3 separate regions of the Mus musculus genome follow, and all the other regions are linked to region 3. A link is a loop called in an ENCODE intact Hi-C map of the cell type or tissue named here. Cell type or tissue: heart. All regions are shown on one strand. Region 1 holds the start of Mir7056 (microRNA 7056). Region 2 has its middle 18 kb from the start of Ptpn5. Region 3 has its middle 15 kb from the start of Gm32031.

Region 1 (4,000 bases), 58 kb before region 3:
CACCCATCACCTCCATCATCACCCCAACAGCTCTAGGTTCTTTTCCATTCCCAATGTCTGCTGGGAACTCATGATCACAGCAGTTGTGTTTGTTAGGTAGCATTTGCCCCATGCTGTTGGGTGGTGCTTCTCGGCCCACGAGCTACTGGTTTTCCTTTTAACTCTATTTCTAATATTACTTATTTTGTATGCACACGCATATAAGTGTACAGGGCACAGTTGTGGGGGTCTAAGGACAACCTGTGAGATTCAGTTCTCTCCTCCAGCACATGAGTCCCAGGGACCCAACTCAAGTTATCACTCTTAGGAGCAAGCATCTTTACCCTCTGAGCCATCTTACCAGTCCCTGCTAACTCTTTTCGTCTTTATAAGGAAAAAGAGGTCATCAGGTAGTGACTCTTCATTTTCTGCAGTGCCTGTGACAGCACTTACTGGCTGTGATCTCAGAGGAAATGTGGGTGCTGTGGAGGAGGACAGAGAGGTTGGGCCCAACTCACAGCCTCACCTGTCTCCCACCACAGATCCTCACAGCAGGGTACGTCTGACGTCACCAGACCCTGAAGATCCTCTGAGTTCCTACATCAATGCCAACTACATCCGGGTATGTAGCTCCATCCCAAGAGCCTTCCACTAAAGGAGAGGCCTGAGCTGATGCAATCTGTCCTTCAGACTTGTCCCCCAAGCCAGTGTGGCTCCTACAAGCCCCAAGAGGAGCCTAAGTGTGGGATGGGGCCCTGGGAGTGCCACCTCCACCCCTGACCTGACGGGCTGGACTTGGGTGGCTGCAGGGCTACAGTGGGGAGGAGAAGGTGTACATCGCCACGCAGGGACCCATCGTCAGCACTGTGGCCGACTTTTGGCGCATGGTGTGGCAGGAGCGCACACCCATCATCGTCATGATCACCAACATCGAGGAGATGAACGAGGTAGGGACCCTGTGCCATTGCTCGTTGCGCCCTGCTCTGTGCCCCCACATGAAGCATCTCCTTTGCATAATAATCTTCCTGAGGATCTCGTGAGCCTGGCGTGCACTCAACTGTCAACATAAGGAAATGAGAGGTGTTGACAGTTAAGGTATACACTCAACGCCACACAAAGCCTAGCAGAGCCTGGAGCTGGCTTCTCCCACCCCATCCAATGGCTGTATTTGAGTCATGATCTGCTGCCTCCCAGTCTGCCGCTGATACGCATGTTCATGATGAGCAAGCTCATTTAATTGAATCTCCATTGTTTAAAAAAAAAAAAAAAAAGAGAAAGAGCTCAAGTGAGGAATCGAGTTTTATCCCAATAAATAAGTCCAGGTGTGGTATATGCATGCAGCCTTATCCCCAGTGCTCGGGAAGCCAAGAGACAGACAGACCTAGGCCTCACTGAACTTACATGGTGAGTTCCAGGCCCACGAGAGATCCTGTCCAAAAAACCAAAGTGGACTGCCCATGAGGAACAACACCTGAAGTTAAACTCTGACCTTTACACACAAGCACACAGACACACACACACACACACACATTATCCTATAAGATGGTATCATTTTCATTTTTCAAATGGGAGAAACTGAGGCTCAGAAATGAGAAGTAGGTCACAAGTTATGAAGTCAAGATTTCGACGCAGACTTCTAAAACGAAGCCTGTCGTCCTTGTAGACCCCAGCGGAGCAGGAAGGGATGTGGAAGAGGAGTGGGAATGTAACCCAGCCTGATCTTGGTCCTTGCAGAAGTGCACAGAATACTGGCCAGAAGAGCAGGTGGTCCATGACGGCGTGGAGATCACCGTGCAGAAAGTCATCCACACGGAGGACTACCGGCTGCGACTCATCTCCCTCAGGGTGAGGCATGGACCTAAACAGGAAAGGGATGTTGGGGAGGCTTAGTTGAGACCCCCACCTGAAAACAGTACTGAAAGGCCTACTGTAGGTGACACATCGACCCACGGCACTCCCAGCACGTACTGTTAAACAAGGGTCAATAGACTCAGACGCTAAGCCTTGCTTGCATGTGCCCTACGCCCTTTCTGTGCACTGCCGACCATAGCAGCTCTCCTCCACATCTTCCCAAGGCCAGCACTACCTGGGCAAGGAGGCTTCAAGGGCTTCCAGCATTGTCCTTATCGTAACTGAGAGTTCCTTTACGAGTTTGAGTGACAGTAATGTCCCTTCCACTGGGGTGCTGGCTTCCAGTCTGATGCACCCAAAATGTCCACCAGCAGAGGGCAGGCACTCCTTGCTGCTTTAGGACACACAGTCATGGTTACAGGAAATGGCAGGAAAAAAAGGAAAATGCACAAAATATGAGCAACACGAAGCAGCCCAGAAGGGTGGGGAAAGGGCATCCTCCTGCTGGAAAGTTGTGCCGTGTCCGGGATAAGCAGAAGAGGAGGGCTGCTCCTTTGGGGGCATCAAAAGATTCTGGTTTGGAGAAGCAGTGGGATGTATTTGTGGAGGTGAAGTCCCCTGTGATAACCCAGAAAGGTAGAGAAGTTAAGTCAAGCACCAGGAAGCTGATGCCCAATTCAGAAACAGCCTGATGCTGATGCTAACAGCCATGGGGTTCCGCCACAGAAAAGAGCTCAGGGCCTGACATTTGTCCCTCTGAGCGCCTCTGTCTCTCACTGGATGCAGTGCTGGGCAAGATGCCAGGGTGCCTTAGCCCCCACACTGTCATGGGGACAGTGTCCATATGAGCATCTAACACCAAGACTTCCTGAAAACCTTGAAAGCCGGGGGGGGGGGGGGCAGCTGCTGTCACAGCAGAGTGACCCAAGGACATGAGGAACCATCTCCCAAGTAGAGAGGCTAGGAGACAGGCTAGAGAAGAACCAGGGTGTCTGGGTTTGAGGGTGTTTCCAAGCACCTGCTTTGTGGTTCCGGGTCGAGTACCGGGGGCATAATTGTGTCCTGGATTGTTTCTTCAAGGAGCACCTGTAAGATGGTAAACACCAAGTAGTACAGGCAAGAATACAGAAGGGCAGTATGCCAGATGGCGTGCTCTGGGGTGAGGTGCCTGGCAGTGCTGTATGGGGTCCTGGAGGACTGGTAAGGGGTGACTAGTAGGGGACAAATGGAAAAGCTTTCCCATACATAGAAGGAGCAGCTGTGCATGCAAGCACACGTTGCCTGGATTGTGTCCTCCCAGGGCAGGAAGGATGATGGAGTGAGGAAACTTCCTGGGGTCTCTAAGGATATGAATCACATCAAAGGGGTGAACTCCTGCCCCATCTTCAAATTCTCACACAATGGAAAGGAGGTTTCAACATACGAAGTTGGGGGAGGAAGCCACCGCATTCAGTCCACAGTAAAGGGTTTCTTGGTTTGGTGTGGGATTAGAGGCCAGAACTCTCTTACTGAACTACATTCCCAGCCCTTTTTTCACTCTTTTGTTTGTTTTGAGACAGTCTCACTAAGTTTCCAAGGCTGGCCTAGAACTTGCACTGCAGACCATGCAGGGCTTGAGATTGTGATCTTTCTGCCTCAGGCTTCCAAGTAGCTAGAATTACAGGCCTGAACCATCAGACCAAGCCAGGTCTTAAACACAGCGCAGGGTATCCAGATTCGTGCTGGGGAAGGATCATGTTGATGCTATGGGTCTTTGATAGTCAGGGAGGAAGAAGGTTGGATCTTCCCACCATGGGATGGTAGAGCAGAGAGGAGGCTGACAGCAGCTAATGAGGACAGTGGGGTGGGCAGACAGAGCATAGTACCTGTGTTCTTGGTCATGTGACTAAGGGGTGCCTGGGACATCTGTCAGGATAGGAACTGTCAGACAGTAATAAGTTGGAGAAAAGCCCCTTTGCTTTTCTTCGATGATTTCAGAGTTTAGAGGCTAATGCTACATGCACGCACACGTGCGCGCGCACACACACACACACACACACACACACACACACACACACACTGATCTGTCTTGTGCCATTAAGCAGTATGGTAGATGGGGGACTACAGATTCCCTACTCTCATTCCTCCCTTCCCATCTCCATCTTTGGATCAATTCTGAAAGCATTCACAT
Region 2 (4,000 bases), 130 kb before region 3:
TCCATATGCCCAGCCCCAGGAACACGAAAACTCAGTGCTGATTTTATTACTGCTCACACCGCCCATGTCTGCCCACAGACTCATTCTCCCATTTCTAGACTACCTGAGGTTCTCATCACAGCAGCTGATGTGCGAGAATGACAATAGTTGTTCCATGGTTGGGTGAGGACCACAGCCACACCCAGGATGCCTCTGCCCGACCTCTGCATCTCTGTCAGGTTCTCTCTATGAGCAAAGGGCAAAACAGGACAGACTCATTCCTCCATTGCCGATGCTATGTGCACAGAGGCAGGACCCCCAGGACAAAGATCTCCCATGAGAGCAGGAAAAGGATTTACAGCATCTTCGTTTGGTTGTCATCTGAATGGGGGTGTCATGAACCCATCAGTGTCCGCAGTTGCAACAGTCACTCAAGAAAACCAAGAGAAGCCAAAGGTCTACACGGTATTCACTATGCCCTTTGAAGGCTGCGATGGTGTAAGTCTTCACCATCCAGAGGGTGTTATTAGCACGGGAAATAGGAGACCGCTGGATAACTGTGTTTGAAACTACACCTCCATTAAGATAGTTATGGAACGAGTTTATTGGAGAAGAACTTCAGGTCTTGGACTGAATTTATGGAAATGTTTATCTTAGCCAATAATGAGTGTGTCAGTGTCTCTCTCTCTCTCTCTCTCTCTCTCTCACACACACACACACACACACACACACACACACACACACACACACTTTCATCAGTTTGGATCTGTTCTGAAATAATGTAACAAACAACGGGTTTGGTTGTATCTTTTCCATTTACTCTAGTTAGTATCCTTATCATACAGGGCTGCAGAGAAGGCTCAGCATTTAAGTTACTAGCTGTTCTTTCAGAGGACCCTGGCTTTGCTCCCAACGCCACGTCATGATTCACAACCCTCTTGTAGCTCCAGCCCCATGGGATCTGTTACCTTCTTCTGGCCTCCACAGGCACTACACACACATGATGCACAGACACACATCCAAACACTTAGGCGCATAAAATAAAAATAAGTAATATCTCCAAAAGTTTTTTTTAATATTCTTATGATTTAAAAAATATTATCCTCCTCAAACCCCCAGCTTCTGCTACATGGCACTCAGTCAGGTTGGAAGACACCAACAAGGTCTGGGAGCCAGGAAGTCAAGCAAGGGGGTGGAGAGATGGAAGAGAAAGAGAAGCATGGGAAGAGAGATGAAACAGAAGATGTGAGTAGTGAGGAACAGCCCAAGGTGAGTGGCCTCTGCTGCCACCTGAGGACCATGGGGTCTGTGCCAATGTCCATGGCCCATGTTACCTCCAAAAACTATGTGGATATCTCTGGTCTGGGCTACCACTTGGGGCCATGTTGCTGCCCATTGGGGTAACCTACCCCCACCCATATTGTATCAACTGGCTATGAAAGTGTGTCCCTGTAATCTCAGTTGTTAACTGCTGGGCTGGCGGTGCCTGGGGCTGGCAGGATATACGGCATCGTCACTTCTATAGCTTGCTTTCTATACGGAAACATTGGTTGCCTCCTTGCCTTCCCCAAAAGATGATTCTCTGAGATTAGCATGTTAGAAAGCAAGCTGCCATGAGAGAGGTCACTTAGCCCTCGATCTGCTCAAAAGGCCACTCTAAGAGATGGACGGCACCTAGGCCAGCATCAAACTTGCCTCCACCTCTGCCAGCAAATCCTACCCAAAAGGCGAGGCTCCAGGACATCTATGGGGGCAAAATCAGCAGAGACTCCTAGCAGTTGGGGGATGTGGATCCTGAAGTGGCCACTTCCTGTAGCCAGGCAGGACTCCAAGGGGAGGGACAAGGACAGCAACCATCCCACAAAACCTTTGACCCAAACTCTGTCCTGCCTACAGGATGTGCAAGGACAAAGATAGGGCAGAGATGGAGGAAATGGCCAACTAATGACTGGCCCAAATTGAGACCCATTCCAATGGGCAAGAACAAATCCCCGACACTATCAATGATATTATGTTTGCAGATAGGAGCCTAGCATGACTGTCCTCTGAGACTCCACCCAGCAGCCAATGGAAAGAGATTCAGCCAGCTTAGACAAATTGGTGATCTCCGTGTTTATTTAGTAAGAGATCCAGGGTCGACGAGGCCTCTACACACACAGATATACATCCATACCCACATGAACATATACATACAGCACACGGATGTGAAAATTAAATAATTTAATTATATCGTTAAGAAGTTTGCCCAACTCTGATGATACTGCAAACCTCTGCTCACCTCGTTTGTAGTACATTCCATTGTCCACTAGAGGGCACACGCTGCAAATTAATGAAGGCTTGAAACACCGGACTAAAATCCAATCCAAGATTGCCAATGTTAAATGAGTATGTCACCTTATTAAAATTCTGTCATACTTACTGAAAAAAAAAAAGGTTGCCAGCCTCTACTACAGATACAGTGAGACCATATAGAAACAGCCATGGTGGCAGAAATTATCAAGCTTGGTCTGGCTACTGGACTGCTGTTCTGGGTCTGAATATCCCTAATGTCCCCAAGGTCCATATCCTAAGAGCTTGGTGTCAGGGACACGTAACTAGGAGGTAAGTGGACTGTGAGACGTGAGGAACAGTAGGAGATTGCTGGTCACTAAAGGTGTGACCTTGAAGAAAAGTGCTCTTGCTCTCTCCCCCGCCGGGTGTGTGTGAATGCGTTTGTGTGTGTGTGTGTGTGTGTGTGTGTGTGTGTGTGTGTGTGTGTGTGTGTATGTGTGTGTGTGTGTGTTGCTCCTACACACACTAGATGCCAAACAAATGACTTCACCTGACCACACACTTGAACCCCCAAAACTGTTCTTTGTAAAGTTAGCAGTGTCCCTGGCATTTCACTGTATTAATGCAAAACTAACTAATCAACCCATAAATTGTAAACAACGAAGGCCAACATGGAGGTCCCCTGTTGCAGTACCACCCTCCAAGGATGCCAGTAACCTTGGGTAATAGCTGGAACCTTGAATCCAGTGCTCTTGGTCTAAGCACGTGTCGCTCCTGCCCAGAGTGTCTTCACTAGCCATGGGTTGGTTCAAAGTCATGCTCAAAAATAAGACGAGGCAAAAAGGGTACATGAGCTGTAAATATTAAGTTTTATCTTAAAGTGGTATCAAGATACCTTCCTCTCCTCACCCTAACCCCACCCATCCAGGATATATATGATCCAGCTCCATGAAACAGCACCCTTGTTACACATATGGGACCATGCTAGTTAGACCAAGGAACCTTTGCACAACTAAAGAAGAAAACACCAGGCACAATGGAACCCACTAGTCAAAATATGTGCCACGCCACATAGGACTGATAGTGGCAGTAAGGTCACCTCTGCAAGCTGGGGAGTCCAAGGGCTCAGGCCAAGAACCAAAAAGTGGAAAGTCCTCCATGAGTAAAAGACTTGCCTCGAGAGCTCAAAGATGGAATCAGGCATGGCCCCGGCCACTATCATTCTCACAGGCTCACTGAGGGCATTGGCTCCCCACACCTGCAACTCTAGACGACAGGCATCACACAAAACAGGATGAAGCTTGCACAAGGGTACAAAGCATGAGTTTCCCTGGCCATGGACAGGATGGCTGCCCCTCTAGTCTCCTGATGTACATGCCAACAGACCTTCAAAGAAAGGATTCACCATGTTGCCAGGAGCAACACTCGTCATCATGTGAAAGGGGCAGATGGGTGTGGCCGCAGAGTGGAGACAACCAGGAGTGAGCTTATAACTGGATGTCTCTAGGTGTTTCCATCCCAAATTTAACTATAAATAGGTAACATATAGTCAGAATGGCCTGCCCAGGAGACAATAAAATGAGATTAAGACTCTCAGGAATTAGGGTTTCGTCATTCTGCCAGACCAGCCAAGACACTGACTGAAATGGGAAGAGTCCACAGTGAGCTGTAGAGAAAGGAGGTGGTGGGCCATTGGTCTCAAGACCATCTGCAGCAGTGGGAGCCGTGAGCCCCTCTGGGGCCATCAAAA
Region 3 (4,000 bases):
GCCAAGGAACAAGACCAGTTCTGGGGAAAGCGAGATTATCTTGTGAGAAGGGGATTAAGCAGGTCTCAGTGCCTGGGCAGATGGGAGTAAGGGGTCGGCTATAGGCGAGATAGGTGAGAAGTGAAGATGCATCGGGAAATGATCCTGGCTCAGCCCACAGAGCAGCCTGAATGTGGGTGGGAGGTCACGCCAAGTTCAAAGTTTAAATGTGGAAGTGTCTGAGCACTTATTAACAATGACCTCCTGACTCCATGTTGAGTGCCCTGAGCCAGCGCTGCCCCATTTTGACTTATACTCCTTGCCAAGTCTGCATCGTTCTCTAAGGCACGGCAGGATTCTATAATTATACTTCTACCGTGGAGTACGTCATCACTAATTCACCCAGCTGCCCTTGGGTAGATGACTGGGTTGCCTGCTTTGTTTTTGTCTGGTACAGACTGCATGAATATTTATCTGTATGCCTCTGAGAATAAAGACGAGGAACTTTGCTGAATAAAACTTTGGGTTTCACCAATTTCCTTAATTAAAGGCTATATATTTTTCTGGCTTTGGGGTGGTGTGTGTGTGTGTGTGTGTGCGCGCGCGCGCGCACATAAGCAGGTGTGAATGATGTAGGGCAGAGGTCACCTGTGGGTATCATTCCTCAGGATACTGCTGTCCACCTCATCTGTCACTGGCCTGGGCAGGGATTAACTGATTTGGCTAAGCCAGCAAGCCTGAGGGGTCCACCTATCTCCACCTGTCCAGTGCTGGACTCAGCCGCCATACCTGTCTTTCTTTTTTTTAACATGTTTTTATTAATTCTTTGAGAGTTTCATACACACATACAGTGTGGATAATTTAATCACCTTTACTCGCCCCACCCTCTCTGTAACTCTGTAAGATCCACCCTCCCACCTCCTCACCCACTCCCAGCCTCATGTCTCATGATCTCTCTATTTCCCTCCAGTCTATGCTGGAGGTACATACACGCCATACACTCGTGGGTCATGGTCAACCTGACCAGAATCCTAAAGAAAACTGACCCTTCCTTCCTCAGAAGCTGCTGTCAACTGTCAATAGCTCCTCAGCCTAGGGCCGGGGACCCCAAAACGCCTACTTATGCTGGAACGTTAACAGACATGATCATGTTCAGACAACCACAGTTGCTGTGAGCTTGTGGGTGCTGCTGCATTGTTTCCTCTGTCCTCCTGACCTCCGGCTCCTATAGCCCGTCCCCTCTTACCATGACAGTCCCTGAGCCTTGGGGGGAGGCATTGTATAGATATGGCATTTATGGCTCTTGGCTCCACACTTCCTCTCTGTACTTTGACCAGTGTAAGTGTCTGCTTTAGCCACCATCCACTCATGCCTGGCTTTTGAAGGTTGGTTCCAAGGATTGGACTTGGGTCCCCAAAGCAAGCCCTTTACTGTCTGAGGCAGCGAGCTCCTCCGATCAGGTTTGACATCATTCCAAAGACGACGGATGCTGCTGTGTGCACTCGCTCTGCCTCACTCTTCCAACACTGTGATGAATTGTGCTTGATATTTTAACCTCCACAAATCTGAGATAGAAACAATTCATTGTGCTTTTACTTTCCTAAACTAGTAATGTGTGGGACAAAGCACCTTTTCATACTAACTATACAGCGTTCATTATGCACACTTATATCATGTATACATTGGTTTTCTGTGAGTTGCCACTGTCTTTTATTACATGAATTTGAGGATGTGTGTGTGTGTGTGTGTGTATGATATATATTCACTGTAGCTGTCTTCAGATGCACCAGAAGAGAGCATCAGATCCCATTACAGATAGTTGTGAGTCACCACATGGATGCTGGGAATTGAACTCAGGACCTCTGGGAGCACATTTGGTGCTCTTAACTGCTGAGCCATCTCTCCAGCCCCAAGGTTTTTTGTTTTGAGATTTTGGGGGGGGGGGGGAGGGCTACATGTATTTATTTATTCGTTTGTGTGTGCATGTGAGCAAGTACATGCACAAGTGTGGAATCAGAAAACAACTTGTAAGAGACAATTCTGTCTCTCCAGGAGTCGAACTTAGGCCATTGTGCTTGGCAGCAAGCATTCTTACCCACTGAGCATCTATCTCACCTGCCCAGAAGGATCTGAAATTTTACAAGGGATCTGGAGAAGACACCTGTGCTGTTTAGTGCTCTACTGCCACCCGGTGGTCAGGCCAGGAAGTTCCACAGGCCCTCTCTGAGGTTCTCATTTCCTGATGGGAGTCACGCCCGCCTTTGATTTCTAAGTAGGATTGCTGAACCGTGCAAATCAAAATGTAGGACACTCGCAAATTTAAATTTTGGATGAATAGTAAATAACTTTTCACTTGAGTTATACTTACAGTTTAAAAAAAAAAGGAATTCACTCATCTAAACTCCAGATTTAGCTAGGTAGCCTGTAGTTTATCTGAGAATTCTCTTTCAAGGGCTCTGTAAACTGAAGTTTCAAAAAAAAAAAAAAAAAAACTAACTAACTAACTAACAAAAAGAACCAACCACACCTGTGTTGACAAGGCTGATTGACAGACTAGATCACCATTACTGAAGAGTTTGGATGTTGCAGATCTGGAACCAGAATTACCTTGGGCTATCTCCACTCTCCTAATTGCCACTTGCTGGCTATTTCCATGCCTGGCCTAACATTTTTTTCCCACTATAAGGTAAAATTTTATTATGTACTAACTTGGCAGGCCGCTATCTTCCCCTAACCCAAAAGCTAAGAATGTCACCAGCCAGCATCTAGAACCTCTCTATGTAGACCGGGCTAGCCTCAAACTCATAGAAATCCACCTGCCTTTGCCCACCCCCAAACCCCAAGTGCAGGAACTAAAGGTGTGCACCACCTTGCCTGGCAATCTGTGACTTTCTTACATTCCATAACTGTAAAGGACTCTGCAGAGCCATTCCATAATGGGAATAGATTGTTTGGAACAAGAAGAATCTGCAGCTGGGCCACGGTCACTCAAAATCGCCTCAGGAATGGATGATCTCAGCCAGGCAAACCTCTAAAAAAGACTATCTGGCCTGGGCAGAGACCTGAGACTCCAGATGGGCTGGCTCAGTCACTTTGACTAAGGGACTTCCCCAAGGAAGGGAGTTCCCCTTACACCATCCAAAAGAGGTAGGTGGAGTAATTAGTCCTTTAACGCAGTGTTTCTCCACCTCCCTGGTGCTGTGGCCCTTTAACACAGCTCCTCACTGCGCGGTGACCCCATGCTACTATTCTCGTTGCTACGTCAGAGCTGTGATTTTGCTACTGTTATGAATCATAATGTGAGTATGTCATGAGACCACTGTGGGGGTGGCAAACCACAACTTGAGAACTGTCTTCAATGCTACTGTATCGTTCCTGCCCAGTGGAGCCTGGGGGGGGGGGGGGGGGGCTGCGGCTGTGTGAGGGGCAGACCGTTCTCTGGATTACTCAGAGAAGTGTAGCCTTTCCTTCTCCTCCTCTTTTCTAAGCAAGCTTTCCTCAACACTTTGGGTTTTCCCTCAGCATTTTGGCCTCTCTTCCTCATTTCCTAATGCTTGCCTGCCTGCTTGCCTGCCATGTGGCTGCATGTCTACCATGTAGCTGACTTCTCTGGTAAGTTAAATAACATGGCTTTTTCATCCATTCCTTCCTTGCCCTTCTCCAGATAACTGCTTGCCTGCAATAGGGTTATTTTTAACTCTAATAAAATGGTCTTTAAGTTTTGATTTGAGTCTACTACTAAAACCTTTTTTTTTAAGATTTTTTTTTCAATTTTTTTGGAATGGGTGGTTTGCCTGTGCACCCCCATGTGTGCCTGGTGCCCTCTGGTACATATGCTTCCATCCAAGCATTCTTCCTGCCCTAAACCACTTCTTCTGGAGGATTCATAGCAACACAGCCCATAATGCTTCCATACTAGAAACTGTTAAACACGGGGCTGGAGAGATGGCTCAGCGGGTAAGAGCACTGACTGCTCTTCTGAAGGTCCTGAGTTCTGAGTTCAAATCCCAGCAACCACATG

Evidence for each region. Hi-C counts contacts between places; a loop is a spot of excess contacts. Peaks named below come from ENCODE experiments on the same cell type or tissue, not always from the same donor. Only the 100,000 strongest peaks of a DNase experiment are listed, where the experiment ranks them.
Region 1: it touches region 3 in a loop (7-fold over the local background); 29 of 42 quality-filtered maps call a loop at or near these places.
Region 2: a loop joins it to region 3, with 8 times the contacts of the local background. A loop is called at or near these places in 40 of 42 quality-filtered maps.

Annotation. Positions count from the first base shown.
Region 1 is chr7:47,079,687-47,083,686 of GRCm38, reverse strand. Ptpn5 (protein tyrosine phosphatase, non-receptor type 5) reads left to right here. Exons shown (of 14, transcript NM_001163565.1): 9 at 522-601; 10 at 789-926; 11 at 1,714-1,824. Mir7056 (microRNA 7056) reads left to right here and starts at 463; the gene lies at 463-521. In heart, a CTCF peak has its summit at 2,202 (motif pointing right); a DNase peak (open chromatin) is centred at 2,196.
Region 2 is chr7:47,149,091-47,153,090 of GRCm38, reverse strand. No RefSeq gene overlaps it. Among named protein-coding and RNA genes, the nearest start is that of Ptpn5, 18 kb to the right of the region's middle. In heart, a CTCF peak has its summit at 2,277 (motif pointing right); no DNase peak of the experiment used is centred here.
Region 3 is chr7:47,021,897-47,025,896 of GRCm38, reverse strand. No RefSeq gene overlaps it. Among named protein-coding and RNA genes, the nearest start is that of Gm32031, 15 kb to the right of the region's middle. In heart, no CTCF peak of the experiment used is centred here; DNase peaks (open chromatin) are centred at 2,176 and 3,146; H3K27me3 peaks cover 395 bases.